Regions from separate parts of the Homo sapiens genome. Here all the other regions are linked to region 2. Evidence: chromatin loops called from intact Hi-C (ENCODE). Cell type or tissue: endothelial cell of umbilical vein. All regions are shown on one strand. Region 1 overlaps UNC5C (unc-5 netrin receptor C). Region 2 overlaps UNC5C (unc-5 netrin receptor C). Region 3 overlaps UNC5C (unc-5 netrin receptor C). Region 4 overlaps UNC5C (unc-5 netrin receptor C).

Region 1 (8,000 bases), 73 kb after region 2:
CTGGGCAACATAGCAAGACCTTGTCTCTAATAAAAGCCAAAAAAAATTAACCAAGTGTGGTGGTGTGCACCTGTGATCCCAGCTGGGATACTACTGTCAGCCCAGAAGGCTGAGGCAGGAGGATCCCTTGAGCTCAGGAGGTCAAGGCTGCAGTGAGCCATGATCACACCACTGTACTCCAGCCTGGGTGACAGTGAGATCCTGTCTCAAAAAAAAAAAAAAAAAAAAAAAAAAAGCTCACTATTATTTATAATACAGAAACATAAACAGACCTTGGCTTCCTGCCTCTCTTCTTATTGCTTTGTCTGCTCTAACCACATCCATTTCCTTGTTTCCAGAATGCAATAGATTCATTCCACATATAGGCTGCTTGCAAGAACTGTTTCTTCTCACTTGAAACATTCTTACCCCAAGTCTAAAACTGGCTTACTTTCTTCTTTCATTCAGATTTATACTGAGATGTCACTCCTATAGAGGGGTCTGTCTATCCGGGCCTCAACCCTGTCACTTGCCTAATCCTAATCCTGCTTTATTGTTCTCCATAACATTTTTCTTCATCATTATTTGTTTTCTTTTGAGTTAACCATCTGCCATACCAGAATGTAAGCTTCACAAGGACAGAGACTTTCTTTTCTTCCTTGTTGTCTCCAGTGCCTAGAAGACGTCCCTTGCCTGTGGCTGCTGATAAATAAATTAAAACATAAAAAAATGAAATAAAATTGAATTAAATTGAAAGTACATGATGGGGAAAAGTGAAGATACTATTCAATGTGAATCATTTGTTCATTTAATAAAAATACTTTTTTTCCCCAAGGAATTCAAGAACATCAGGTAGCTGGACGTAATTGCCTCTACACTCTTGTACTTATTACGTTTCTGCATAGCACTTCTCACCTTCTAAACCATCATACATTTACTTATTTATTAGTTAATGGTTTGTATTCTGTACCCCCTCACCCCCTTAGAAAGTAAGGTCCACATAGGCAAAGATTTGGGTTTGGTTTTTTCACTGATTAATTCAAAACGCCTAGGGTGATTCCTGTCACAATGTAGGGACTCAAGAAATATCATAAAGGAATGAATGAATTGACATTTCTGTATTTAAGTATCTCCAGTTAAATATATATGTAATCTCCGGGAGGCTGAAGCAGGAGAATGGCGTGAACCTGGGAGGCAGAGCTTGCGGTGAGCTGAGATCGCACTACTGCACTCCAGCCTGGGTGACAGAGCAAGACTCCATCTCAAAAAAAAACAAAAAAAATTTATATATATATATATATATATATATATATATGTGTGTGTGTGTGTGTGTGTATATATATGTATATATATGTGTATATATATATGTAATCTCATGAATTATTATATTGGTTCACATGTACAGAAGTCCTGATTTGTGGCCTTATGTGTTACTTTTTTATTTTCTACCTGTCTACTCTACTTGGCATAAAACAAAATTAATTATACAATTTAACAAAAATAATGCATTTCTTTAAACAAGCATCCTGAAAGATGAAGGTCATACTATAAACAGTTCTAGTAGCCTAACACCAAATGTACTGGCAGGATTCAGCAGGCTCCCCTGTACACCAGAATAAATGGCATTTTTACTAAGGTACATTTCTGAGTTGTAGTATGATACCTTGTATAACAACCATTAAAGCCCACATTAATCCAATTATAAGTAACAGAGGCCATATTTTGAATTGGATAAGATTAAATATATACTTTAGACATTTTTAGATAAGGGAAAAATATTTAAACAATAAATTAATTAATACTCTTGTTTTATATAAATCTTGACAGTTGTATTATCAGGTTATTCCTATTTCAAGATTAAATATTATAATGTATACCTGATTGTGTCAGTCTATATTTTTTCAAACATATTTGCTTTTGTAGATGGTCAGAAGTTCCCAAGTTTCATGGATGCCCCACAAATTCTTAGGCATTTATAGCTCATATTTATTCTGAGAGGTAGACAACGAATTCATAGAACACAGTCTCATAAGTCATATTTTGGGGGAAATCATCTATACGTATGTTATAGGCAGGGCTGGTAACACACTGGACAAAAATGTGTTATTAAAGTATGTTTTATGCTGTATGAAAAGTGAAGTTTATGGCTAAAATGCTTATTTGCAAGAAAACAGCTTGTCTGCAATCATTGCATTCTTTTTTTTGTACTCTGAGAAAAGAGCCTTAGCTTTTTGGTATGTCAGTTTCCTCATCCATAAAGTTGGCATATTTCTTATTATTTATCCCTAAGACATACCTTAAAAAATACTGTGATGACATATAATCATTTTTTTTCTGAAACTAAAGATGCATTTTGAATATAAAAGAGTGGCTTGTATGGATTTTTTTTCTTCCTCTTTTCTGTAGTGGATGTCATTTGGAGTGCTAGCTGAAATATTTATTTTTTTAAAAAACTCTTTAACAAGACTATCTGAATACAAATGTGTTTGTCCTATAAATGCCCAAAAGTCAAGAAATAACGAAGAATGGCTGAAATTGTCCTCCCTTCTAAAGAGTCTTTGTTCCCTGGAATTTCTCTCATTTAAATGATCTCAGTGCAGTAAGTGATAGCCAGGGCTTGGCACGACTGAAGAAATTACCAAGCTTACCTTTCTGCTGACTTGCTGCAGATCATTCTAACCGCTCTTCCTGGTTATGAGTTATGATATTATGAAAGTGTTTGTGGTAAATTCCTAAGAGAGAACGAAAACTTTACCCCTTACAAAAGCAAAATGCGGTTATAAAACAACAGGAAAAAAATCAAAGTCGATTGTCCTTATTCTTTCTTCTTTAGTCTCTGTCCTAGTAGCCAACATTTATTATATGCTTACTGTATGCCTAACTCTGTTATAAGACCCTTGTTCATGTTAACTATCATAATCTTCATACGACATCCTATGAAGTAAGTTCTGTTATCTTCATTTTGTAAATAACAAAACAGAATCATGGAAATATTAGCTAACTTGCCCATGTCACCTGTTTAGGAAACACTGAATCTGAATTTTAAACAAACTTTTCTCTTTGCAGTCCAGTTCATTGCACACAGTTGCAAAAAACATACAACCATTCTTGACTTTTCAAACTATAGAGGGAACTGCATATAGTTGATTTTTGTTTGTTTTATTGTTTACAATATTTGAGAAGGAAAGATAAGTTAAAAAAAAAAAAACACCACCAAACTTTTTATTTCTTTAATTTGTTTTTTCAGAGACAGGGTCTTGCTTGTCATCCAAACTGGACTGCAGTGGCATGAGCATAGTTCACTGCACCCTTAACTTTCTTGGGCTCAAGCGATCCTCCCACCTCAGCCTCCCTAGTATCTGGGACTACAGATACCTACTACCATACTCTGCTAGTTTTTCTATTTTTTGTAGAGATGGGGGTTCTCACTTTGTTGCTCAGGTTGATTCCAAACTCCCTGGCCTCAAGCGATCCCCAATCTTGGCCTCTCAAAGTTCTGGGATTATAGGTATGAGCCACTGCACCGAGCTTCAATTTTTAAAATATTCTATAACCTTTATATTTACAAACCACAATAAGAGTTGCTTAGCATAATAATATTTTTCTTTATTTTTAAAAATTCCAGCAAAAATCAGATACTCTATTCCTGGAAAAGAAAACCATAGCTAACATTTCAGGGCTCTATGGCATTAAGTCAGGCATTTTTCACTTTTAATAAATGCCCAAAGCTCTGAAGGCCAATCTAGTTCTTCCAAAATATGCTTCACTGTTTGGTTCACAGCAGTTATTTCCTGTTAACAGCCAGATTTGGTGATTTAAGCATAAATTCTAGTCTGCTATGACAACATAATTAGCACTTTCCATCATTATTGGAAGAAAGATACATTTTTTTCCCTTTAAGAACACAGTATTATTACTTTGAGTGACCATGAAATCATTTGCTAGAGGAGCACTTTGAAAATATATTAAAACAGCTTTTTTTAAAAAAATATTAGAATGTGTTCAACACCATTGTTCAGTGAGTGTGTAAAAAGAATTAACTGAAAAGCACCTGAAAATATGAAAATGTGAATCATAGTACAGCAGCTGTATTTGCTTAATGCAGGGTCAGGCCTAGGTCAGAAAGTGAGTAAGCTGGCCAGCAGCAGATAACAACATGAAGCTCTTCTAAGTACAGAATTTCCACAGATCGAGGGCCTTTTTGTCAAGACCAGTTCAATTTGGGAAGCAAGAAGCTTATTTCTGATATTTGGAGTTTGGCTTCTTAGTAAAATTTAAAGAAATAAATATCAGTACAACCATCAACTCTGTGAACACTTGACAGCAATGCTGATTTAGGGGCTGGAGGAAGTGGGTATGTAAATGAGTACATTGACAGAGGACTCTTTATGTAACTGCACTGTCCTAAGTGTGCTATTTATATTACCTTTTAAAATCATCACAGTAATCCTATACAATATGTAATAGAATTATCTTCATTTTATGGATGAAGAAATGAAAACATAGCAACCTCAGTAAGTACAGAACTAGGATTAAACTATGGCAGAGCAGATCCAGGCTCCATGCTTGTAACCACCACAGCAGGATAGATAATGACCCCCAAAGGCATCAGGTCCTAATCTCTGGAATTTGTAAATATTAACCTTATGTGGAAAAAGGATCTTTGCAGATTTGGTTAAGAATCTTGAGATGGAGAGATTTTCTGACATTGCCCAGGTGGGCTTTAAAGGTCATCACAAATGCCTTGTAAGAGAAAGACAAAGGGAGATTGACACAGATTGAAGAAGAGAATGCAGTGTAACCACAGAGGTAGAGATTAGAGGGATGTAGCCACAAGCCAAGGAATGCCATCAGCCACTGGAATCTGGGAGAGGCAAGTCATGGTCTCTCCCTAAGAAACTCCAGAGGGAGCGCATAATCCTGCTGTCCCTTTGATTATGGCTCAGTGAAACTGATTTCAATTATTTGGCCTTTAGAACTACAAGTGAATATATTTCTGTTGTTTTAAGCCAGGAAGTTTGTGGAAATTTCCACTGGAAACAAATACAGCTGCTACGCGGCATCCATTTTCCAGCAAATTCACATCATGGAGTAATCCACTTCTAAATAGCTGGTGAGCTTGAATGAGTGAGTTAGCCTCTCACAGTTCTAGTTATATAATCTGTAAAGTGCTGGGCACGGTGGCTCACGCCTGTAATCCCAGCAGTTTGGGAGGCTGAGGCAGGCGGATCACAAGGTCAGGAGATCAAGACCATCCTGGCTGGCACGGTGAAACCCCGTCTCTACTAAAAATACAAAAAAATTAGCCAGGCATGGTGGCGGGTGCCTGTAGTCCCAGCTACTCGGGAGGCTGAGGCAGGAGAATGGTGTGAAACCAGGAGGCAGAGTTTTCAGTGAGCAGAGGTCGCGCCACTGCACTCCAGCCTGGGTGACAGAGCGAGACTCCCTCTCAAAAAATAAATAAATAAATAAATAAATAAATAAATAATCTGTAAAGTGAGGGGGTTGGACTATGTGACTTGTAAGACATTTTATAGTTATATATCATAAGGGAAATTGTTTCCAGGCCTTCAGTAAAGGGAATTGCCAGATTATTTTGGGAACTGAATTTAACTCAGCATTTACTAAGGCACTGCTATATACCCAGCACCAAGCACCAAGATTTATTTGATCTCAAAGTATTTTTTAAATTTTAATATGTAGCATTCAAGGCTGGGATTAAGTTTGTTTTTTGAAGTAAAACTAAGCAGTGACATGATATCGGATAAAAACATGGCCATAACTGTGCAGGCACATTGCATATCAGGAGTTTCTGTGCAGTGAACTCTAGGCTGAGGATGCAGATTCATTGCATCTTGCCTGTTAATCCCTGCTCCGCTGTGGCCTCCCAGAGTCCTGTGTTGGAGCAGATCCTGAAGCTAAATCCAGACTCTGGAGAAAAGAATATCGTGGTCAGTTAGGTATAGACACACGAGCTGGAAGGGAATGTAGTGGTTCCAAATATTTGCCATTCCTACTCTAAAGAACAATAATTCAGATCATAACCACTCTTAACTGTTTCCTGCTATACCTGAAAGAGCTTCAGGTTTTTCTTCAAAGCAATTGTAGAAATGACAACATTGGTTCCGAAAAGAATGTAGAGACATTTTTATTCTAAGTAATCATCAAGAATTACAGAAATGACTGCAAAGTGTCTTTTCAGCCATCAAGAAGCTTTTTCTTTTCCTAACTCAGGTGCTATTGGTTTACATTTATTAAAAATGTCAGCTAATCTTCTGAAGTGCCCACATTTATGGCCTAACATTCCTTCTGAAAGTAGGTAAAGGAGTATAAGTGAATAATTATAAAATATGAATTTATGAAATGTTATGTATGCAATCCTACTAACAAAAACAGCTTTACTCACCAACATCTCTTGTTGGCTTTCTTGGTTAAGTGTCTGACAGTCAGAAGCAAAAGGCTCTGGGGATTTTCTCTTGAGGTGAGAGAGAGGCCACAAGAAACATTAAGGTAACTTGACACTTTCAGCATTGAACTATCTGGACCATTGGTCTCAAAGTAGCAGTCCACAGGTGCAATATGGCATCCCACTTTTTTGGTTTAGTCCTCAAAATGTTGGCCCACACAAGTATTTTGATAAAGTTTTAAGTAGCTGACAACATATACAGTTAGAAAAAAAAATCTCATAAAACTCCATATTACCAACTTCTGTTAGTCATCAGATTTGGGGTCTGTGGCCCATTGAGCCTGCATTCCTATTGGCACCATGCAGCCGGAGCTAAGTAACGAGAGTAAAGAGGAAGCTGATTGATTGGTTTTGTACCCACATCTCCATTAAAAGTTAGAAACAAAAGACAACCCAGGTAGGTGTCATGTTTCAAGAAAAAAAATCTTATGCCTAGCTTTCTCCCATTTGTTACCTGAATGGCCCCTGGAGACATATGAAACTCAAGTCCTGTGCTAGACAATGTCAGCCATCAGCTGGTACAAAAGTGAGCTCTGGGACTCTGTGGACACACCAACACGGACCCAGTAAAGCAGGCATTTAGAGCCACCGTGCAGAAGCAGATCTGCATGGCTCCCCACAGCCTCCTACAGTGCCCACAGTGCCATGCGTAACTTGGTGTTCCATAATCAACGAATCAATTCATCAACCAGTGCTTCTCAGATTTTAGTGTTATGCAGAAAACACACCTGTGGAGTTTGTTAAAACTGTAGATTCCCAGGGCCCAACCTGAGTGTGGAATCTGCAGTTTAATCAAGCACAGCAGGGTAATACCTGCATATCTCTTTATGAAACATCACCTTCAATTATTAGCCCTCCCAATTGCTTTGTCTCACTTGGTTATGTTTATTTTGATTAGTAGTGATAACAGTAGATGTATAGCCTAATAAAATTTATTAATACTTCGGGGAAAAAGTAGAGTGGGGGATTATTATCTTTTGGGCACTTACTATATGCTAGGCATGTGCTTAGAATTTTATAGGTGACCTTTCCTATATAACCCTGTGAAATTATACCCATTTATAAGCTGATGAAACTAAGGCAGGAAGAGGTTAAGCAATGTGCTTAAGGTCAAATGGATAGTCAAGTGGTAGGGTCAGGACCTAAACCCAGGGTTTTGTATGCCAAAACCTTGTTCTCAGCCACAGTGTTAGCCTACCCAGTGGTTTTCAGACCTTTTTGACTTACAATAAAAAATAGGTTGATATCATGATCCACTAGACACATACCCGCATCCTTACACACAGAAACATATGAGTGTATATACACAAACACATCTATAAGACTATGTATATCTTGATAACTTCTGTTCATTCAGTTTCACACTTTTTAATGCTGGGTTTTAATCCACTGAATAGATGTTGTAACCCTCTCAAGGGTCATAACACTCAGTTTGAAAAACAGCAATAAACCTGAAATTCCATAAGAACAATAAGGAATATTAGATACTATAGTTTATGGACCTTATGGCCAAAGTGTGTGTGAGAATTATGTGTACAAAATTTATGCAGATGAG
Region 2 (8,000 bases):
TGGATGAAATATAATTTGTAAGTTGATCAGTGTTTTCAGGATCACATATTTTATTTTATTTACTTTATTTTATTTTTGAGATGGAGGTCTCACTACATTGCCCAGGCTTGTCTTGAACTGCTGGGCTAAAGTGATTCTCCCACCTCAGACTCCTGAGTAGCTGGGACTACAGGTGCACACCAGTGCACTCAGCCCATCACATGTATTTTATTAATACAAAATAATGCTTACCTCGACTTCACTTCCTAAAACATCATAAAATTGTACCTTTCTCTTTTGAAAAGTAGGTAACTCCAGGCCCTTTGTGACAGGACCAGATAGTGGGTTGGCAGTACTTTGCTGTAGGATATTCCACTGAACCAAATTTAATTTCTCTTCAAATGGAAGAAAACATAGCATATTACAGCTTATAATTTTGATTTAAAAAAAAAAAACTTCTCAGAAAATTCTTTAGAGCAGAGAAATCCTGGGGGAAAAAATCACATCACTTTTTACATAGCAGCTAAACCCTAGATAAAAAGGAAAATAACACCTGGTAGATGAGTGCCTGAGCTCAGATCTCTAGAAATCATCAGTCATCCCAGACAACTGGGTCTTGCTATTGTACTTACTTTAATGTTGTTTATTCTCAGTGATTTTTCATGTGCATTGATATTTAGAACATGTCTCATTTTAACTCTATGTATGTTAGAAATTGATCTGCATTTGAAAAGATAAAGATCAATTGGCACTTTGACACATTTGAGCATTGAAAAGAATATTTTAAAATAGGTTTGAGCCATTAGAAATAACATTATGAAATATAATATTTAAACAGAATTATAAAATTTTCAGTAAGGGTATTATTGTAATAGCAAAATGGAGTAGTACTTTTAGTGATATATTTTAATTTTGAAAATATATATTTATCTTTTACATTATATATTGTTATATTTTTACATTATTTATATGAAAAATATAGAAAATAAAATATATATTATATTAAATTTTTGTATTATATATTTTTAAATGTTATATAATTTTTTATTGTATTATGTTGTATTGTATTTTCTTTATTTCTTTTCTTTTTTTTTTTTTTTTGAGACAGATTCTTGTTCTGTTGCCCAGGCTGGAGTGCAGTGGCACAATCTCAGCTCACTGCAACCTCCACCTCCCAGGTTCAAGAGATTCTCTTGCCTCAGCCTCCTGAGTAGCTGGGACTACATGGACATGCCACCATGCCCAGTTAATTTCTTGTATTTTTAGTAGAGACAGGGTTTCACCATGTTGGCCAGGGTAGTCTCGAACTCTTGACCTCAGGTGATCCGCCTTTCTCGGACTCCCAAAGTGCTGGGATTACAGGTGTGAGCCACTGCACCCGACCTAAATATTTATTTTTTACATGTAAATAAATATATACTTAAATATAAATATATCTATATTAGTTACATTGTTTTGTTTTGCTTATGGTGTCCTTTCTTGATAAAGAATTTGACAGTGCTTACAAAAATACATAAACTGCAATGAATAAGATAAATCCTTGAGAAAGTTAGTAGGGCAGAAAAATAAGGCAATGATGATAATGATTTGATGACGATGAAGTGGTTGTTCAGTGTGGCATCAATACTAAGCACTGCTGTAGACACTTTTGATGTACTTACTCATGTAATCCTCACAATAACCTTAGAAATATCTTAGGATGAAAAAGAAATTAAGGTACATATTCCAAGTCACAGAGTTAAAAAGGCACTCATTTGAAATCTGTCACCCGGCCTTTGAGCCTGGGCTCTGGGTCACTGAGCTCCCCTGCCTTCTCCGTAAAACCAGCAGGTAAAATTACATATACATTTTACAGGGTGCCACACATTTGGTTCTAAGACTTAGCAGCTAAATCAAAGCTGCAAAAGCAATCATAGTGTCAATAGGATAAAATATCAGTCATTTTGAAGATAAAGTGAAATGCTTTACAGATTTACTTGAAACTACCTCCACCAAATATTGAATGCTGTGTCAAATTGTCCCCATATCAATAATGGGATATAGTTCTTGAAAGCATCCACACCTCCTAACATCAACATTTTAGCAGCATTTTGGTGTATCAAAAAGAGGTTTCCTTTTCAGTATCTCCAGACACAATGATGTAGCTTGTGCAGTTGTTGGTGGAGTCACATGTTCTGTGCCAGGAAAGCAGTGTTGTATTTTGCCAGCTCAGCTACAGTCAAACCTGTCAGCCTTCAGACCTTTGGTATTTTTGAAATGCAGTCCAGGAAGTGCTCCAGAAAGTTTCACGGCATGGTTGAGAGTGGCAGCAGAAAGTGGGACCAGGAGTCATTGAGATGGGTCATTTTGAACATGCAGTCAAGTGGCACATCTTAATATGTTGGTAAACACAGATGTAAAAGTATATCAATATGTCACCCCCACACTTTATCCAAACACTTTGCCCAGTATAGTTCAAATGAGGTTTTCAATTGCTTCCCCCAGAAGTGTGAGATTCAGCATCTACGTATGGTAGGCCAATTGCCCCAAGCCTAGGGCTGATGCTACCTTGCTGTGCAAGGAAAGAGGTGATTAGGTCTAAATTTGACTCCTGGAGTGAGGCCTCAGGGTGGCTCTCCAAGGTGTCAAGGGGTACTGTAGCTGTTATTTCACCAGTGAAAAGCGGCATCTGCATGAAACTCTCAGAGGTTTTTTGTTTTTGTTTCTTTTTTGTTTTGTAGCTAAACAATGAACTAACTTGGCACTGTTTCAGAAGGGGCATTATATCAAAGAACATTCTTTCACTCTCTTTTGTGACTGACAAGAGACAAGCAAAGCCTCTTTTATAGAGTGCAATTAATCACTATCAAAACACACAGCTGTTGCTTTAATTTGGCTACTAATTTACTTATAGTTTGATTTTGCCACTTAAAATGAAGTATTATCACTGAGGCAACAATGTGAAAGTATGCTGTTGTAAACGATCTCTGAGTCATAAAATCTCCACTTGTTTTGCCAAAAACTTAATCTGATGTTCAATGAATCTCCCACTGCCCGAAGACCTCTGTAATCCTGGGATGCGACATTTTGTTTGCAGACTCTTGATTTAGTGGTGCCTCTGCCAAATGATCACTAACAAATGATAGCACAGCCAAGTGAGATCAGTGAGATTTGTGTCTGGTTTGTGTAATGGTAAGCCGGTGGTGCAGCTGTCTGCCAGAGACTCCCCCTAAAAACTCAGATATAGTGAGCAATAATCAGCTCATTAAAAAATGAAACAGCCAAGAAGAACCGTTATGGTGATTGAAAACACTTGCTGGTGCAAGTGTGTCCATGGCCCAGTCCACCAGCTGGCAGAGGTGTAGCTAGGGTTTCTGAGTGTGTGTAACTCCAGGGGGTGATGTTTACATAAACTACAATATGAACGGCGCCCCCTAGAGCTGTGTAATATGATATCCCTGCATTTTGTAGTCTACACTTTTTACCTTTTCCATGGTATCCTATTATTATTTAACACATTTGTATTTCCACTTGCCTATAAACTCCTTTATAACTTGTTTCATTTTCTTGATCTTCATATTCCCAGGCCCTAGAGTGCCTATGGCATAGAGAAGGGGTTTTCATTTAAAGTTATTCAATGAATGAAATAAAAGTGCAAATATATTTTTCAAAGCCAAGGATTTTAGCTTTTGTGTTTTAACAAGTAAGAACTTTCCAAAAATACCATTCATATTGGTATGTCAGCTCAGTTGTCACATGATATAACAGTGAGGAATCCTGCGGGTGCAAGTGAAAGAAGCCCAAATCAAGCAGGTTTAAGTCAAAAAGATAAAAAACACATTTATTGGTTCATGTAACAGAAAATCCCAGAATTAGACCCATCTGGCTCCATCACAGTCAAATCCATTGCTCTAAATGATGACCTGACCACATTCTTGCTCCATCTCTCAGCTGTGCCTTTCTTTGTGTTGCTCCATGCAACCTCGCTGTTTCCATCCCACATCAAGATGGCCATGAACAGCGTCATACTAACAGCCAGTCTTTCAGCAATCATTTTCTCCCCATCACAGCAAAATCCCAGATTTCATTGTAATTACACTGCCTTGGGTCATGTGCTCATCCTGAACCAATAATTGTGGTCAGAGGATTGGAACGCTCCGATGGGCAGGAGGGGAAGCGAGTGGGAAACCGAACCACGTGGCCTAAGAGGGTGGAAGAGGTTTCTTTTTCAAAACAAGAAGAAATAGATGATAGAAAAAGGAAAAACAAGATGTTTTCCTGACATCATTCCTCATTTAACAGGTGTTGAAACTAGGGCTCAGAGAAGACATGTGACTTGACAATGTAAGTCTTCTGACACTGAGTCCAGTGTGTTTTTTACCTTATCTTTCATTAATTGTTGGGCTGTTTCAGTTTGTAAGTGATTAGAAGTAAGATATATATATATATAATAGATAATAGATAATCTGTTTTTTATATATATACGTCACGTAGCATGGTGCTCTGAGAACACTGAAGAACAAGAAGGAGTGAATGGGTTGATTGATCATTAGAATCATAAGACTATTTTTTGAGCCTTTGGTTCAGTATGATTCAGCTTGATTTCCTAATCTGTGAAAAAAGGCAGTTTGATTTTTTTGACAGATCATACAAGTAGGTAGAAGCTTTTTCGGAATTACTGGCAGTGATTTCAACAAAAAACAATCCAATGCAAATGGCTGTCTTATTTCTCTGCACTCTTGACTACTGAAATGTTTGTTTTGTTTGCTTTGATTTGGATGTGGTTCTAGTTTTGGTGAGAGTGAAGTGGCACTTTGGCCTGAAGGACTGTGTGTTTTAGAGAGTCACAGACATTCGATCTGCAGCCCACACTCACAGGAGACACTTTCATAAATGCTGCATGATTCCATGTCCACATCTGCACAGAGCAGCACATCCTTGGTGATCACATTTTATTTTAACTTAGTTTTGTTTGCTTTTTAATTCACTTTTTGTGGCAGTTCATCTTGAAGGTATGAAAAGGATAATGATTTCACAAGAACTTGAGTTGAACGCATGCAGAAGAAGAGAGAGTTAAAGGGACTGCCCTGAAATCAACCTGCTTATTTAAGTAGATTTGAAGAAAAACAGAGTATGAAAACAACAAATCAGCCTGACTTATCTAAGAAGAGTGGATAAAATAGTCCCTGCAGGAGGAAATGTGTAACCAAATCCAGTACTTTATCACATCTTCATGAAACCTTGAAATAGCTCTATGAATTTATATTGTTTCCGAAAGACATGTGATCCGTGCTGTCTTATCCTGCCCCACTGTGAACCCTGAAATCAATCCATTGCTCTCTCAAACTTTGGGAAAATGATATGCTGGAAATGTCAATGAACTAGCTGCAGTCACAGAACGTGTTTTTACTTTCTGAGTTTACTGAAGTGGAAGACAGAAAGGATGCCTTCCTAAAAAATAACCGCATATACTCACAGACCTATATTTTCTAGACATGAGTACGTTTCTATTAAAATGCCTCCTTAACATGAGAAAACCTTGTAATTACTTTCTTTCACAAATCATTTGCCTCCTTTATATTTCCAAAGATGGCCAATTCTAATTTCTTTTTTGGAGGTTTAATAAAACAGAGGCCTTGGAGAAAGGAAATGGATACCGTTCAAAGAAATCCACCTCCTGAAACACAAGAGGCCAGAGTTAGATCTTTGGTGCTTCCATCTTTCCACAAATCACTCTCGTCTGTTTCAGCTTACATTAGCTCATAATCATTGTTTTGTATTGTAGATATTCTGAAGAAGCACACTATCAATGGATAAAATGCAATTTAAGATTTCTGGCTCATAAGGAACAGTGAAAGGTGGCTAAACATTACAGTTGTATTGCACTACTTAACTTGGAATCCTTTCCCTGTATGTTTTTTGCAAATTTTCTGTTTGTTTATTTATTTCACAATACTTTTAACAGTGCTAATCTCTTACTCTGTGGAGCAGTTAACAATTCTCCAACTGGTTATACATATCCTGTGCCATTCGTGTCTTACTGCTCCTCTTCATATTGTGGACAATGATTTGCTAAGTCTTTTTCCTTTAACTTACAGATTACCAGTAATTTTAAATTCACAGATAACTTTTAAAACATTTTTATAAATATATTGGTTAAATAAATTAGAAAGTAATGCAAATGAAAGAATAATAAGAACATGTCATTGTAATCTCTGAAGAGACCAGTATATATAGCATGTATAAACGTATTGTTGAAAAGGTAACATCTGTATATTTCTCGTTTAGACCTATAACTAATAAATAGATGTTGGTATCTCCTTGGGAAACTCCACAGAGTTTATTATTCATCAGATGGTTCTCTAAGTCTATGTATTGAGTATTTGTCAAGCAAAAAGGGAATGTTTGCTACTTACTAGCTTTATAAACATTGGGCAAGTTAATGGACTTCTCTGTGCCTGTTTTTTAATCTTCAGAATGGCAGTAATGATATTACCCACGGTGCTATTGTGAGAATTAAATGAGGGAAAATATCCAAGTCCTTAGTAGGATACCTGGCATATTGTAAGTGCTTCTTAAGTATTTGTTATTCTTTAAAATATTTTTTTCAATATTGTTACTAACCATAATACTGTTAGAGAATTATTTTCAAAACCAAGCTTTCACATTTTGGGAGGCAGTGTCATGTTTACAGCAGTCAGGCTTACCAAGCCAGAGGTACCTAGATTCCTTTCCTAGCTCTTCTATTAAACAGATGGATAGTCTTGGGACACACTCAAAGTTTCAAAACCCAAGTTTTCATCTAGGAAAAACACAGGGAGCTTTAAAAAGTTGCGTCCCAGAGGGTAGCTGAAAAATGAGAAGGTAATATTATTAAATAATGTAGAAAAATGGCTTCATAAAGAAAACTTCTCTCACCTTTTTTTTTTTTAGAAACAGTATAGGTAGCAATTATTAAACTGAGAAAACACTTCTCTAGTTTAACAAATGATGCTGAAGCTTGTCGTTAAATCTCATCCAATTTTTTTTGCCCTAGAGCTGAACACCTTTGGCCAACAAAAGAAGTTACATGCCTGATTCTTAAATTTGTAAACAAATAAAACATTATTTTCTGTTTATTTGTACAATGTAGAAGTAGGTCTAAAGTAATTGGCAACTTGGCAAGTTTTTATTTTATCTCAACAGTGAAAATACTTAAGCCATGGCATAGCCCCAGACTTAATTTCTTATATCATTCAATCTTCACTTTTGTCTTCTGATAAATGGATACTAGCTACTTAATTCTTAAATCCAATATGATTTCCAAAACAAACTTATTGGGCATGACTTCAACTATACTGGTTGGTTAATCTTTTACTTTTGATGTAGAATTTAATTACAGACCTCAAATATAACTACCTCCAAATACAACATGAAATCTTAAAACTTTAACTGCCTTTAAGCATAGCCAGAGTCCTTGGAACTTTTTATTTATCTGCAGACTTCTACAGAATAACAGTTTCATGGCTGTGGAAACATTTGTCATATTTCAAAATCTAGTCTTTATCTGTGGCCCTAAAGTAGATTTAGGTCTTGCAAGATTTTTTTATCTTATAAAAATAGCTCACTTCTTTCAACTTCATGTAAAGATTGCAGGCTGGGCTAAAGTGACAAAGAATGCCTTAAGGGGAACTTTGAATGAATAACTTTAAAGGAAACTATTTTCACCAAAGACTTGTCCAGATTTAATTAGTTATGAGGGTCAAAGGGAGGGAGAAAAGGCCAGAAGCCTGAAGGGATTGCCAGAGTAAAATGTTAAGGAGAAGTGAGGACTCACGTGGAGAAGGAAGTGTAGCCACTTGAAGTTTTAATAATTTTGTGACCTGGTGTCAAGTATTGTGATTTCTAAGGGCAGGAGAGGTAAAAATGTGAAATATTAACCAGCACTGTTCATTGCTAGAGGTGACTCATACCCTTACCATCTTCTTCAGTATATTGGGTATATTATCCTTCAAAATAATAAATTTTGGAAGAATGTCATTTGCTCCATCAAAAAGGATGAA
Region 3 (8,000 bases), 96 kb after region 2:
CATTGTCTAAAGATATAATTTCAGCTTGCTTAAAGACCAACATTTTTTTTAAAGCACAAAAATACCCAGACTTGCACAAACCTACTGAAAGGTGCAAAGTATATTTCACAGTGGTCAACACAGAAGTGAATGGATACTTGTTTTTTTCCAAAACTGAGAAGCAAAAATCTACAAAGTAGCCTCTGGTTTTTAGCAAGAGAGAACATCCAGCATAATTATCCACAGTAGAGAACTTTTTTGATTGTTTAAAGCACCTACAAGGGAAGGTGAGATACCTTTCACCAGTGGGAGAAATAAGAAAATAATAGTAGGACTTCAAACTCCGGAGCAATTAGAGCCAAACCTACCTGTGAAAGTCTACAGAAGAGTATTAGCTATCAATGTCTTTTAGAATTGTCAAGGCTTTGGCCAGGTACGGGGGCTCACACCTGTAATCCCAGCACTTTGGGAGCCTGAGGCAGGTGGATCACCTGAGATCAAAAGTTTGAGACCAGCCTGACCAACATGGTGAAATCTCATCTCTACTAAAAAAAATACAAAATTAGCCGGGCGTGGTGGTGCATGCCTGTAATCCTAGCTACTTGGGAGGCTGAGGCAGGAGAATCACTTGAACCCAGGAGGCAGAGGTTGCAGTGAGCTGAGATTGCACCATTGTACTCCAGCCTGGGCAACAAGAGTGAAACTCGGTCTCATTTAAAAAAAAAAAAAATTGTCAAGGCCTTGCTATTCTAACTGTGGTACATAGATTATCTACATCAACACGATCTAGGAGCTTAGAATCTCAGACCCAGAACTCTTAATGAAAATCTTAGCAAGATCATCAAACCAGTCTTCACCAGGCACAGTGGCTCATAACTGTAATCTCAGCAGTTTGGGAGGCCAAGGCAGTAGGATCACTCGAGCCTAGGAGTTCAAGACCAGCCTGGGCAATGTAAGAGAACCCCAACTCTACAAAAAATAAAAAAATAAAAATTAGCCAGGCATGGCGGTGTGTGCTACTCCAGGAACTGAGGTGGCAGGATCACTCGAGCCTGGGAGGTCGAAGCCACAGCTGCAGTGAGCCGTCATCACACCACTGCACTCCAGCTGGGGTAACAGAGCAAGACCCTGTCTCAGAAAACAAACAAACAAACAAAACCACTCTGCAGTACTGGTTCTCAGAAGTGGAGGCACAGTGGAATCACCTGGGAATTGTTAGAATCTACCAATGCTTATATCCCACCCAGAGATTCTGATTTAATAGACATGATATATAGCCAGGTTATCGAGATTTTTTAAAGCTCTCCATGTGATTCTAAAATGCAGTTTGAAAAGCTCTGGTGTAAAGGACAAAGTTAAAACAAACAAATACACAAAAACGTCAGATTTGTCACTTCCAAACCAGTCAGTAAAACTTGGCAGATTCCCAGCTACTAGCTAATGCTCCTTGGAGAAGCTTGGCTTGGCTGAGTGTACATTTGATAATAGCCCCATAATTGCTTTTCCCATTTGTTTGATTAATGTACCTATAGACAAGGATTCTAGGCTAAATCTCCATTCTTTTAGGTGTGCACACAGTTCTCAACTCTGCTATATCATTTTCAACCTGTGCTCTGACTTGATGGGCCTCAGTATGAGTTTAACAGAGTAACCTTTCTGATAGACGTGGAGTTTTCTAGCTAATGCTTGCTGGACTCACTTTTCATGTTGGGTGGCATGTGGCAGTTTCCCTCTGTTAATTAGAACAAATGTGCCAATTATGTTAACGTTTCTCCCGATACCAATCAGTGAATAATTAGACACAACACATCTGTCTTTCACAGGAGAGTATAATAAGAAAACTGCAAGATGTTTTGCTCTCTATTATTGACATATATGATTAGACAATTCCTTAACCAATCATAGGGTTAACAAGTTTGTGTATCAGAAGGGCAAAGGATGCCAAAAGTGGTTTTTGGAGCTGAGAACCTCTCATTGTTAGCATGGTCCTGACCAAAGTCCACCTATCTCTGAAGTATCTCTGCAAAGAATTTAATTGGTCTTTCCTTCCTTTTTAACAACAACAAAACATTACATTGCCCTTTTGGTAAAATGCAGGGATGTTGTTTATTTATCCTGAACTAAAGAAATAAACAAGTTCTTAGGTATTTGAAACCCTTAAAAAGTCAACTTTATGTAAAAGGTTACACTAAAAGAAATCACAGGCCGGGCGCGGTGGCTCACGCCTGTAATCCCAGCACCTTGGGAGGCCGAGCGGGTGGATCACGAGGTCAGGAGATCGAGACCACGGTGAAACCCCGTCTCTACTAAAAAAAATGCAAAAAATTAACCGGGCGCGGTGGCGGGCGCCTGTAGTCCCAGCTACTCCGGAGGCTGAGGCAGAAGAATGGCGTGAACCTGGGAGGCGGAGCTTGCAGTGAGCCGAGATCGCGCCACTGCACTCCAGCCTGGGTTACAGAGCAGAACTCCGTCTCAAAAAAAAAAAAAAAAAATCACAAAATTCAGCCTACAGGATCATATTGAAGGTGTTATAAACATGTAAATCAGAATCAGATTATAATTTGTTATAATTTCTACTTATATGTTTCCATGATATATGAACTTTGGAGCATTCTGATTGATGGGGAAAAAATGATTTTTTTTTTGTATTGTTATTTACTGGCATTTGCATCCCATACTTGGCAAGGCTTTAGAAAGAGATGGGGTTATAGTCCAATTATTTCATAATATAAGCAGTGCCTGCTTGTATTGATTCTAAAAGTATAAGGAAGACACTTATAAAATCAACACATTAGTCTTCTTGAAGATAGTCAAAGTGTATCAGAAGATAAAGCTTTTTGTTTCATTTGGAATTAAAAGTCTATACCTTCTGCCGACTATGGCTCACATTCCTAAATGCTTAATGATATTCAGCTATGTATTTGTATCATCTAAAGGTGCAACATCATCCTTTCTTATCATAATGTCTATATTATTGTGATTACAAATATATTCTCCCTCTTGTTAGAAACAGAAAATAAGACTTGAATGTCAGATTATAAATTTTTTTCTTACTGTGACACTAATTTGCTTATTTTAAAAAGGAACAACTCAGAAAATACATTAAATATATTGGAAAATAGCTATGATTACTACTCCTAGTGTCAGACATTCCAGGAAACCCCCAAATATATGAATCACCCTGGGACACATTCCTTCTGCCCAGGGCATTGTGAAGAATGCAGCACTGAGGGAGAGGCCATAGTTGTCCTTTTTTAAAATTATATCACTTTGCCCCAGATATTTGTCTTCTGTTTTTTAATAGTAAAACATGAGCATAGTTATAATTCTAAAACTTTTGATAGCAAACCATGAGAAAAATTATTGGAAATAAGTATTGTTTGGAAAATAACTGTCTTATCTAAATGGGGTCCCATTATATACACTCTAAATACAAGAACATTGGAATCTGTCTTTGGTAGCTTCATTTTTATCATGTTTAATAATAAAGATGAGAGGGGAGTGAATGGAAGTGAGAAAATGACTACGGAAAGTCAAGATAAAACTGGATTATAACTTATCCCATATTTAGTGACCAGCTATAAATGGATAATCCACTGGAAAATTTAATCCATATTTCTCTGTCTTTGCTGATACTGTAAATAAATAAAAATTTAAACTGAAGAATAAAGTATTTAGGAAAGAGGTAACAGAGCATTTTTGAAATGTGAGGGTTGCTGAATGCTGGAGTTGCTACTCAAAAGAAATTATGGAAGCCTGAGCCATTGAAAAATGATCTCCTTGTTTTGCTACAAAACTTCTCTTTCCCTGACAGGACTTAGGCAGCCAATGGTTCTGACTATTATAAAATAGCAGTAACAGCGAAACTATAAAACCATGAGTCTAGGAGCTATAAAAAGTTGCTCCTTAAATCACACTGCACACAAGTAGGGATGGCAGTTTTATACACCTTTTCTGGGAACATACCATATACTGTCAATATGCTCTAGTCCTAAAAATTGTAATCAAATTAGGAATCATTCATATTCGTTAATAAAATCATGTTAGTATTTTGAGAACACTGTACCAGACTGAAGGCGTCAGTAGAATTGAATGACCTCACTGTTGGAGGGATTTCTAAACACTTTCTCCTTCTACTGCAAGAGCTGGAATTGGTCCCCATGTAGAAAGGCTAGAGATATGACATCTCTTCTGTACATACACTAGCAGGGATTGAGGCTGTAAATAAGACGACACTTTCCTCACTGGGAGTGTTTTATGTATGAAGACTCATAAACCACTACCTATAGTCCTGTGCAGTGGTAAATTGAAAGTCAGATTTCTTTCAGGTGTTTTTTTGGAAGATATTATTAATTTGGTATTATGAATTTGAAGATATGTACATGTACTTCTTAATAGAGACACTAAGAGGCACTGAATCATCATTGTTTAAAATACATTTAGGTAGGTATAGCTTTGTGTAGGGTCAAGTTAGTTCTAGGGAAGAGGCAATTAAATTACACTTATTGACTGTCTCCTAATTCCAGGTGCTTTCTTTTCGTATCTCATTTAAATCCCCCTACAACCCCAGGAGGGATGCACCCTCCATTTGTACAGGTGAAGATTATGATTCTGGGAGCTTATAGCCTGCGCAAGGCTGCAAGCTCAATTAGTGGGAGGGCTGGGATTCAAAGCCAACTCTGCCTGACTCCAAAGCACTGTTTTCCTTATAACAAAAAAAAGTTTTTTTGACTGTATGTTTTCAAAATTTGGTTCATTATAATGACACAAATTGTCTGTGTGATCTCATTTGATAATTTTCATAAGCTAATCAGATAAACCCCAGGCAAATATGTATTTGGGGAGAAGTCATTCATTTAAAAAGTGTCACATCCATCTCATCAATTTTCTAAAAGTAGAGAAAGCACATTTCATTGTGTTGTGTGTTATTATTTATACACACTTCATAAATAATGAAAATTTTTAGAAATTTTTGAATGGAAAAGAGAAATTCAACTCCAGCATCCATTAATGATTTTATTATTGAAGAAGAATAAGACTGGAGGACAAAGTTTATAGAGAGAAGGCCAATGTGAGGAGATATTGTGATGGATTCACACCTATTGCAGTGTGAATCGATCACATCATATTCAGCACTTATTATGTTTTTTTTGTATTTGTTGAGCATCCAGATGGAATTATCTAAAAAGTAATTGGAAGTATGAATAGAGCTTAAGAAAAGTTGGGACTGAAGATAACGATTTGTGAGTTGTCAGCCTTGAGAGTGAATAAAGTCACTCAACCAGTGCATATCTCATTCTCAAACCTGGCTGCACATTGAGGTCACCTGAGGAGTTTTTACACTGATTCTTGGGCCCTTTGTCTGCCCAATTAAATAAGAACCATTGAAGGTGGGGCCCCAGGCATCAGGATGGCTTAAGCGCTCCCCAGGTGATTCTGATGCAGGACAAAGGACCATGATATAAAGTAGAAGGAGGAGAAAATGAGAGAGAGGGAGATCCTTGAGAAGGACTATATGAAAATGCTGGATGTTATAAAAGGACCAGTGAAAGAGGTTTGCAAAAGAACAGATAATCAAGTGGCAGGAAAGACAGCAGAGGGAGGCTTTTCAGAGGGACAGTGGAGCTGTTTGCCATAGAGAAGAGAAGATGCCTTTGGATTTAGCAACGAGAAAGGCCACTGATCACCTTTGAAAGTGAAGTTTGAGTAGAGTGGGGATCAGGAATCCAGACATGGCTAAATGGAAGAGTGAATGAGCAGGTGCATAGAGAGGGATTGGGAATATTTCACTCTTTCAAGGAGTTTAGCCACTAAGGGAAAGAGAAGTCTGAAGCATAGCTGGGGAGGGTGGGTGTGTCAGGCTTAATTTTGTTGTTGGTTTGTTTTTAGGTTAGAAGAGATGCAGGCATGTTTCTGTATTACTTGAGACTCAAAGAAAGAGCATTGGGGGAGTTGATATCTTTTGGACTATTCAGTTTGTTGAAACAGACATATGCCATCTGCTCAGATTAAGGAAAATTACAAAAATATTGAGTACTTTGTTGGTGACCCAGGGTCTCAACAAGCCTACGAGGACAAATATTAGAAAGTTACCAGTGAGTGAATTTCTGAGTGCAAGATTTCAATTGGGCATGGTCTTCAGAGTGGCATGTAAACCTTCAAGTTCATGTCTTCTGAATAAACTTTCTCCTTTTTCCTAGTTGCTAACACGTTTCAGCTGAAGTAGGATGACCCTATTTTTGTTGGTCTTTCATTGATTGTTGAATAAAGACTCACAATGTGAAGATTGTTCCTTACAGAATTATATCACACTGTTGCTCAGCATCCTCACCCCAGAGCATATTGCCTGAGAAAGAAACAAACCACAGTGTTCAGTTATGCTGAACACTGTGAGTTCTAGCATCTGGAAATGTATAAATAGATGGTGTCTTTAGGACAGAATTTAATGGAAAATGTATCCATTGAAAATATTTTTAAGTATCTCTTATTTTATGCTAGATATCATTCTTCCCTGTTTACTAAACTTTTATCTTAGTTTGTAAGTTATTTAAAGTAATAAGGACATGTTGTAGAATAAATTATTTACTATGTGAAGAAATCACCATAACACCAGCTCAGAGTTATACAGAAGTCATCAAAAGTGCTTTGACATATAGTATCCTTTTCAAACCTCACAAGAACCTTATGAGGAAGTTAGGACAGATATTACTTTTCTTGTTGTAGAAGTAGAAAAATAAGGTTGAGTGATTTTATGTGACTTGCTGAAGAGCATAGACTCAGTGAATGGCACAGCTGGGTCCTATCTCTAGGCTTTTGGCCTTGAGACTTGAGTGTCTTTTGGCAAAATCTCACTGGGCTTCTGTGAAAGTGCAGCATAAACACAACTGCAGAGGCATCCAGGAGACATATTTGGAGAGTTCCATTCACTGACCTCCAACTCCCACTCCTATTACCCTGTTCTTTAGTCTTCCCAGTTCTCAGCCTTCCTCATTCTCCCCTGGTAGAATTTCTTGCTTGGTAACAGAACCACTATCCTCTCATGCCTTTGTGAAGTGCTCTTTAAAATTTTTGCTAGCATATCCCTAAAAGACTTAAAAAATACATATCTCCTTGCACATTTTATGTTGGTATCTAAAAAATATTATCAAAAAAATTAAATAGTGGGAAAAGATGCCATGTCTGTGTATATTATAAACATTTGACATCTTTAAAAAGAATTGTTGACTTAAAGTTATCCAATGGAATGCAGACACCATAATGATGTCTTACTCAACATTACCGATTAAGAAAATGTAAGAACAAACTCTTCTTTAATAGTAGGAAAACTTGCCAGGCACAATGGCTCACACCTGTAATCCCAGCACTTTGGGAGGCCGAGGCAGGTGGATCAACTGAGGTCAGGAGTTCGAGACCAGCCTGACCAACATGGAGGAACCCCCGTCTCTACTAAAAATACAAAATTAGCCAGGCATGATGGCACATGCCTGTAATCCCAGCTACTTGGGAGGCTGAGGCAGGAGAATTGCTTGAACCCGGGAAGCAGAGGTTGCGGTGGGCCAAGATCACGCCATTGCACTCCAGCCTGGGCGACAGAGTGAAACTCCATCTCAAAAAAAAAAAAAATAGGGAAACTTACAGTATTCCTTTTTCTATTTTAACTTATATTTCTATGCCATTTCCCCCATAGGTTTTTACTCTAATAGAATAAATTTTAGGCATAAAAATTTCCATTGGTCATCATATTTCTCTGTAATAAAAATTTGCGTATAAACTTTATCTCCTTTGACCATAGGGATCAAATTGTTAATTTTTTTTAAAAAACCCAAATGTACTACAAGTTTTGATAAATAATTACTTGGCATAAAGACTGAATTTTTATTGGAAATACAGCTTTTAATAGGAGAAATGAGGTTTTCATCCCTGCTCGCCTGTCTAGGTAGCTCATTTAGCCTAGTTTGAATGCTACTGCTGAAATGAAACAGGATGAAATCAATTACATTTCTATCTGTCATTTATAATGA
Region 4 (8,000 bases), 200 kb after region 2:
AAGAGACCTCTGGAGCGTCTACTTTGTGGAGTGTCACCGTCACTACCAAACATAACATGTGGCATGACCTGTCAAAGATCATCCAAGCCTGGACTAGAAAGAAAACATAAGTCTCTTGATTTCCTGTTTAGAATATGACCCATAGACATCTTGTCTCTTAAATTATCTCACTCAGAGCTGAGGTTCACAAAGTTAAACATCACATCCCCTGTCTGGGGCTGATCTAATTAAGCATGGGCTAGTTATTTAGGATGGCTCACTGTCAGCCACAATGGGACCAGGAAACTTAAAGACAAGTAGAGAGACAGAAAGGTTTAGCTGAGGAAAAATAGATATGTAAGTCACACTGTTGAGCACATTTTCTCTTTCCCAATTACAGGTACTTGAATTACTTTGCCACCAAATCCAGCCCAACTGGCGTAATCCTGGATCTTTGGGAAGCACAGAACTTCCCAGATGGAAACCTGAGCATGCTGGCAGCTGTCTTGGAAGAAATGGGAAGACATGAAACGGTGGTGTCCTTAGCAGCAGAAGGGCAGTATTAACCACCATGCTGGAAGGGGAAATGAAGGACAAAAATGCACAGGGAGTCTGTGGCCGTCCAGGTGAATCACAGCTGAGGAGGAAATCCAGATGAGACCAATGCACTTCACAGGCAAGACTGCAGCAGGAGCCAGAAGGAAAACAGATACAACTGCCCATGTACATGCCCACTTTACTCGGACATCATCACGGGAGTTAAGAAAAATTGTGTAAATTTGTACCTTGAATTTAGCTATCAACCTAATTTTCCTCTTAGTTGGGCTGTATGCTGTGTGGTACAGGATCTTACAGTTTCCTAGGAAACGCTTTTTATTGCTATCCAGATATATGGATAAACTTTCTTAACAAACCCAATTTCTACAAATGTTGTTTACATCAAATTGGACAGGGATGCAGACACTGTCCATGGCTCGTTCTATTTTTGTTCAAATCATTTGAAGTTGAAGCTGTGGACGGTTTGTTGTGTCTATTTCAGATTAGTAATTTACAGAGAAATCACAGACTTTTGCTACAAATCGTGTGCATCAAGTGTCTCAGATAATCCTCCCATCAGTGTTCTGTTTCTAGAACTTGTAGAACCAGTGTTACTGTTTGTATCAGGGAAGTGGAGAATCTAAGTGTAAAAAAGAAATAACTAAGACTCCTATTCCTTGGAGGGACCCTTCTGGTGCCCTTTGGGAATAAAGCTGTAGCACTGCAGGGAAGACAGTGATTCATGTTCAACCCCACAAACAAGCATTTTTTTCACAACATGTGTGTTTGTTTGTAATATGCAATATGAAGTGTTTTTTTTTAAAGGTATTATTATTATTTACAGGTATTCTGGTAAAATGATTTTTTTAAATTTCTATTTTTGTTAGCAGTGCTGTTTGTTAGTATTTGGTTATTGACTAGACCTGTCCCACCTTTTCACCTATCAAGGTGGGTGTGGTCATCAGTTTAATTCAACATGCATCACTTCCTTGACCTTTTACCTTTCCCTTATTCCACCCCAGAAAGGTGATTGATAAATGCTGAATGGCTTTGTCAGTCTGTTCCTTCAGCTTGCTCAGGCAGGGTCTTTCTTTCTCCTCTGAGGAGTCTTAAGGAGACGTGTTCTCTATTAAGTTCACTTAATATTGCCGTTGTGTGGCCCCACGTCGACTCCCTATGGTGCTCTACTCTAGAGGCAGTGTGGTTGGAGGAATGGACTCTAAACTGGAGATCAAGAAACCAGTTCTCATTGTGGGTCTGTCACTGTCTTGTTGCGCCACCTTGAGAAAGTCATTTAACCACACGACCTCAGTGTCCTCACTAGAAAGTGAAAGGGTGGGATTAGATCATCTCCAAGTTCTGAAATGCTCAACTTCCACCGTGATGCCTCCAGTCTCATTCATCAGTCTGAAGACCACAATGGACTCTGACCTGGATCATCATTTAAAAATCATCAGCTGGTCTTTTGCCCAGGCTATGTTACGCCTTTCAAGTAGTTCTGACAAGGAAGATGATTATTCTAACCAGCATTATGATGTTGTTTGTTTGGCCTGAGTCGCTCTGCATCATTGCATTATGCTGTTCACTGAGAGATGACATCCCTTTATTATCATTTTCTTAGCCTCTCTTGGGATGCCCCTGCCCCCAGCCTTCCTGACTGGTTGCAAATTCTGTTTTTTATTATTGTCTTGGCATCTTGATATCTAGACCACTCCTACAAGTTTATCTGGCAGTAGGAACTTGGTGCATTTTTTTCTACGCTACACCCCCCCACCCTTAATCTTTCTTTGCTGTCATAATATTCAGTAGCATTTATAAAAGCTGTCTAGTTAGCTCTTTAAAAACTTTTGTCCTGCAAAATGTTTGTTAGTCAACACACTACTTTGTGTAAACAACTATTATGTTTCCTTGGGACCATCACAAGCTCTTTAACAAACACAAGGACTCAATTCATTCAGCAGGTGGGGATTAAAGAATCAAAGCCCAGTAGCAAAACCAAAACTGAAGAACAAGCAGACATGTGTATGAATCGGAACCTTTAGAACATGACTGTGGTTTACTTTTAGGCTGGAGGCACACAAGTTGCTGAACAGACTTGAATTATACATGTGCTTCCATCTTTCCATGTTTCCGCTCCTATTTTGGTAGCATCTTGAGATTCCTTGATGCCTCCGCCATCCTCATCCCTGAGGAACTGCTGATACCTTGCTATGGAACCTCTTCTTTCTTTCATGCTTTTTATTCCGTATCTTCTGTTTTGGACATACATACATATATTCTATAAAATCTCTCTCAGCCCACCCCCTGCATTAGGATTTCCATATTTAAAATATTTGTACACTGACTGGGGAAGGGAGAGATTGCACTATAAACAAGTTCAGTGGATGTTTGTAGCAATGAGTAAAACTGTATTCTAAATTAAAAATCAAATATATATACACGCAGTTATACACACACATTTTTTAAAAGGAGGAGGAGGAAAGAGAGCTATTGTCCATTCCTACATTTTGAAATAAACTTGTCAAGATTACGCATCAGTACCAGGGTTGTGGAATCATCTATGGAAATCAAGAACTAGAATCTGAACTGAATGGTCAAAGAAACTTCTATGCCTAGTGAAAACTAGAGGGGAGCAACTATGTAGCTATGAACATGAATCAATTCCATAACTGTTACTAAAAACTTATTTTGACTAAAAAGTCACCAACACAGAACTATTGAACACAAACAGGAATTGTTTGTCTTACTGAAGTCACTGAGAACCCTTGGGGTTCACTTCAGATGCTTTTTTGGTTCAACTTCCCACCACCAGAAAAGGGAAAAGTGATTGATTTCGTGTGTGAGGTACTCATCTGTCAGAACCCTTAATGTTTCCTATTAAGTGAATGACAACTTCCATACATACACTATTTATACCAAATAATTTTCACTACAAATTCTGATTTCCTTCTCCTTTGGAGTAAAGTAATAGCTGTTAGATTGCTTTCAAACTTAGAAGGTCCAGATATAACAGTTCATTTCATAGGAAGCCACTTCATCAACCATTCTATGTGATACATCCTGCTTCTTTCTACACCGCTGGAGAGGCAGTTTGGCTGGTTTCATTTGGATAGAAAAAACTATCATTTGTGCATGCTGCCATCTAGTGGTGTACAACACAATCTAACCTGAGTTTAATATTCACTAGAATGTGTTTGACGAAGGGAATGAAAACCTGTAGAGTTCAAGGACCTTTATGACAAACAGATGTAGGGAAATTTTCACTTCAAATTTATAATTTTCTTATTCTCACTTTTTTTTCATTTGCATCACTCATCTCAATATTAGGTCACTGTGAGCCCAGTACATCAACTCATTCATACACAACATATCTTCAGTTGCTTCTTGTAACAGAACTATGTAAAATCTATATAAAACAGTCTTTGAAGAGTTGTCATTTTTAACACTTATGGTTTTCATTGGGGTTTGTATACTTTAAATCTCCTTTTAGTTCCTTAATATTTATCTTTGGAAATGTAAGAAGTATCTGCTTAGAAAGAAATAAGTCTTATATATGCGAATGGAATACTATGTCTAGGGAAGAGAAAATTGGGGTTGTTAATCAAAGGGAAGAAAGCAGCTTCTTTTCTGCTGAATTTGGGAATCCAAAGGCAGAGGTTTCATCCTGTTTTTATTTTCTTCTTATCACACTCTTTCAAGTTTCCTTAATGTATCTGGAAGGAATAGAAGTTGGATTCAGAATTGATAACTGGCATGGTGATGACAAACCTGTGTAACACCAAGGTTCTCACAGCTAACAGCTGTTTCACAAACGGCATCTTCCAAATGAACAGTCACCTCTGCTATGCAGAAAACCCCCATCCTGCTGTGAGCAAGTTAGGCTCTTCAAGAACTGGACAACTTTTGGGTGAGGTGTTCAATATCAAACTGCATAATCATTAGCCATTTTCATATATACTATTTTATAGATTTAAGTCTCTCAACTATCAAAAAGTAGAGCGATTTTCAGGAGAAAAAAGTCGTGGGGACTGAGTTCAGGACACCCTGAAACTATGCGACCAGTAATTTTTTTAAGGTATTTTTTCCTACAAGTAAGGTATCTGAAAAGTCAACGTTTTGAGGGTGGAATCAAGACTTTTCACTTCTCCTGGCAAAGAGCAACAAGGCTCTTGTCTCGTGTCCTTCTGTGTGTCTCTGTCAGGATCACAGCAGCTGTGCTCTTGGTCTGCTTACTCCTCTGTAATCCACGTATGCAGAAGGGAGTTAATAAGGTGATCACCATCTCCCCAGAATTCAAAGGTCTTTGCCTCTATAAGGTCTGCCCCTATGGGGCCAGGAAAATATAAACCTATATAAGGACTTGCAAGAGAGCATAAAGAAGGTAGAAAAGGTTTACTTGTTGGGTTTTCAAGCCTTCAAGTTGAATGAGTCTTAGCTTTTGCTGGGCAGTTGTTCTGGACAAGTCATCAGTTTCATGTGGAGAACTCAGTGTAAGCCCAAGGCTAATGAATGAGAGGGGTCCCATGGAAACACAGCTGAAATGAAATGGGACTTTATCCATCTTCTTTGAGAATGGAAGAGCTTTTGTGAAGCAGTACATCATTGCTCAAGATAATGGTTGATAAGCATTAGATTTTATAGATCTAATAAGGAAAATATTTTATTATCTCAAGTTAACAAAACATTTTTTTACCTCTCGAGTGCCTCATAGGACCAACTATTACTCTTTGGCTTTTATTTTTCTTTTTGTATTATTTTTATATATTCTTTAACCTTGCTGAGCTAGTATTGACTGAAATCTTTAGAACTTTGCCTCTGGGCAATGAAGTAATGTTTCTCTACCCTAAGATATCTATTTGTATAATCTCTGGCTGTAATGATCACTTTGGAAGATTTCCTTTGCATCTCTAATTATTTCTTTTTAATGGAATAAGGCATAAGGGGGAATAAATATATTGTAACCAATGTTATGTAAACCCATATCCATACAGGCCAGGAAAGCCAAATGAAGTCATTTCCAGAATTCTAGTGTGAAAAACCTATTTTTGAAAAGTGGGGAGATGGCTTTGTGTAGAACTGGGTGGGTTTTCTCTGCAGACTAAGTCTAGCCATGAGCTTCCAGATCCTTTAGTTTTATCAGCCTTGTGCTTACCCCATTTTCATAAATGCTACTTTAACAGCCAGTCTTCATAAGTCATGGTTCCTAGGTTTTCCTGTCACCTCATTGTATTCATCTGTGGTAGGATATTAACGGGCTCATTCAACCAAATGTAATGTGTGCCTCAGACCTATTTAGCATGGTTGGGGGGCATCAGCAGGACAAACCAACAGGTACTCCGCAAGTGTACTGGCACAGCAAGCCCACCAATTATTAGCAGCTCTTCATCAGCCTGCTGTCTACTCAGACGCTTGCCTACTGAAGGGACCTGTCCAGAGATCTTCTGGAATCCCAGGTTGGGAATCTCTGCAGAATGTCGTGACAGTTGTGGCCCAACTAGCTTCTGAGTAGAAACAAGGAAGCTACCCTGAGATATAGTCAGCTGCCCACCTGCCATAGTATTTGCTACTGAATGCCAGCCTTTTAACATACCATTTCAGATTTGTCCTTCAACAAAAATATAAATTGCAAGTCATACCATTTAAGGGTCTTTTACAAATATGTCTAAATTGTGTGTCATTTTTAAGTTCCAAAGGTCTACTGGACTAAGTACTATCAGACCAGCTGTAGAACCTGATGGCGCTGATCCGGGGTGGAATAACCCTCAGTACTGGTGTGTAGAAGATGAATTGTAGGCAGGTTTTGCTGATCAGCAGCCTAAGGATTGATGGGCTCTCTTTTGGCCTCTGATCCTGAGCACTATGGAGGCAGCATCAGAGAATGGGGACCTGAGCTACATAGGTTCTCAATGTTAAAACAACTCTGTTCGGAGTGACATATAAGAGCAAGAAATCTACAGCTGGTGTAAAATACCTTTGCCTTTTCTATCCCGAAAGTAACAAATGGCATCTGTACATGTAGGGGTAAAAACTCAGATGTCTACTCCTCCAGGCCATGGACAAGAAAAAGTACAGCAGTCAGAACAGTGGAACAAGTGATTTGCATTCTCTTCTTCACGCTTTCCTAGATCTGCCATTGGTAGCGCAGCCCTCGCCCTCCAGACATAATGCATCGAGCCCAGTTGCAGGGAACATCACTGTGTGTGTGTGATGTCATGGTGTTATATGTGTTGAGTTTAATGTTGAGCTGAAGCAAGTTGGTGACCTTCCTCTTTGCTCTTTGTAAAGAAGACACCAATGTTTGTCAGAGAAAAATCCCCAGCAGTCGTGTTGAAGAGGCAGTGTCATCCACCTACTGTCCCCTTTGGAACAGTTCAACTGCAGAAAGGTCGGATTGAGGTTTTGTGCTTTGTCGTTTTTCTTTTTTAAACAAAACATGACAACCTTGGCTTTTCCGATATGGAACACTTTTGTTGTTGTGGAGTTCCCTCTTGCTGTATCTTCTATGCAATTCCTTTTCTAAAAAAACCCCCCGGCAGAGGCAGAGTGCCCTCCGGATATCTGTCCGGCGCCTTGCTGAGTGGTGGAGGTGAGGGATACCAGCTCCGGGTGTGCCTCTTTTCTCTCCCTGGCTGCCAATCCTGATTTTCCCTGCAGTCCCCTTGGTTTGTAAATTGCCTGCATTTATTCTGTCAGCCAACATGTACAAAATGTAAGAAAGAATTTTTAAACAGGTAATAAATTATATTTATAAGCAACAAAGTGCTGCCTCCTTCACTTAATAACAAGGTTCTCTTGCGTGTTCAGAGCTGCCACGTGTTTCTTCGGTGGGACAGAAAGGCTTTGGGTCCTGCGTGGATGGTGATCACAACCTCCTGCAGGCACAGGATGAGGTTTTAGCATGGTGCTACTAAAAAATCAGCTGCACACTGGAATCACCAGAGAGGCCTTAAGAACTAACGCCAGGGTCACACCTCCAGAGATTCTGATGGAAGTGGTCTGGGGGTAGCCTGGGTCTTGGGTGTTAAAAGCTCCCGGGTGGTACTAATGAGCGGTTAAGGGTGAGAACCAATGTCTTAGAACTTCTGCAGAATTCTCTGGGGCGGGAGCTTCTAAATAGAGTGTCAAGCCCTGCCCCCAGAGATCTGATTTTAAATGAAGCTTGCAAACAACTATACTAATAGGTAGGAAATGAAAGGTAAGCAACTACCAGCAGAGGAGTTCAGCTTGGTACAGGACTGCTGGCCACTGCCTTAGGGCGAGCAAGCCAAGGGCTCCAGCTGTGAGGTGCGAAGCAGCTGTGAGGCTGAAGACTAGAATCAAAGACAGCCCTGTCCTCCATGAGAGAACGACCTGGAGACACTTCCTTAGATGGACTGCCACCTGCCCCCACCCCTCCCCTCAGCCTCCGTGGCTGAAGGGTGTAAGCAATTGCCCAGCACTGAGAAGCTGGTCCATGCCATGGGCTGGAAGAAAGTGACTTAAAA

The links. Hi-C counts contacts between places; a loop is a spot of excess contacts. Peaks named below come from ENCODE experiments on the same cell type or tissue, not always from the same donor. Only the 100,000 strongest peaks of a DNase experiment are listed, where the experiment ranks them.
Region 1: a loop joins it to region 2, with 2.2 times the contacts of the local background. A loop is called at or near these places in 2 of 110 quality-filtered maps.
Region 3: a loop joins it to region 2, with 2.5 times the contacts of the local background. A loop is called at or near these places in 2 of 110 quality-filtered maps.
Region 4: it touches region 2 in a loop (5-fold over the local background); 5 of 110 quality-filtered maps call a loop at or near these places.

Annotation. Positions count from the first base shown.
Region 1 is chr4:95,285,531-95,293,530 of GRCh38, reverse strand. The region is part of intron 3 of UNC5C (unc-5 netrin receptor C); the gene reads left to right. Among named protein-coding and RNA genes, the nearest start is that of UNC5C, 260 kb to the left of the region's middle. In endothelial cell of umbilical vein, no CTCF peak of the experiment used is centred here; DNase peaks (open chromatin) are centred at 340 and 4,070; H3K27ac peaks cover 2,431 bases.
Region 2 is chr4:95,358,376-95,366,375 of GRCh38, reverse strand. All of the region lies in intron 1 of UNC5C (unc-5 netrin receptor C), which reads left to right. Among named protein-coding and RNA genes, the nearest start is that of UNC5C, 190 kb to the left of the region's middle. In endothelial cell of umbilical vein, a CTCF peak has its summit at 3,381 (motif pointing left); a DNase peak (open chromatin) is centred at 2,835; H3K27ac peaks cover 305 bases.
Region 3 is chr4:95,262,421-95,270,420 of GRCh38, reverse strand. All of the region lies in intron 4 of UNC5C (unc-5 netrin receptor C), which reads left to right. Among named protein-coding and RNA genes, the nearest start is that of UNC5C, 280 kb to the left of the region's middle. In endothelial cell of umbilical vein, no CTCF peak of the experiment used is centred here; DNase peaks (open chromatin) are centred at 1,400 and 3,120; H3K27ac peaks cover 2,841 bases.
Region 4 is chr4:95,161,779-95,169,778 of GRCh38, reverse strand. UNC5C (unc-5 netrin receptor C) reads left to right here. Exons shown (of 16, transcript NM_003728.4): 16 at 380-7,275. The coding sequence ends at 545. Among named protein-coding and RNA genes, the nearest start is that of UNC5C, 380 kb to the left of the region's middle. In endothelial cell of umbilical vein, a CTCF peak has its summit at 3,663 (motif pointing left); a DNase peak (open chromatin) is centred at 3,638.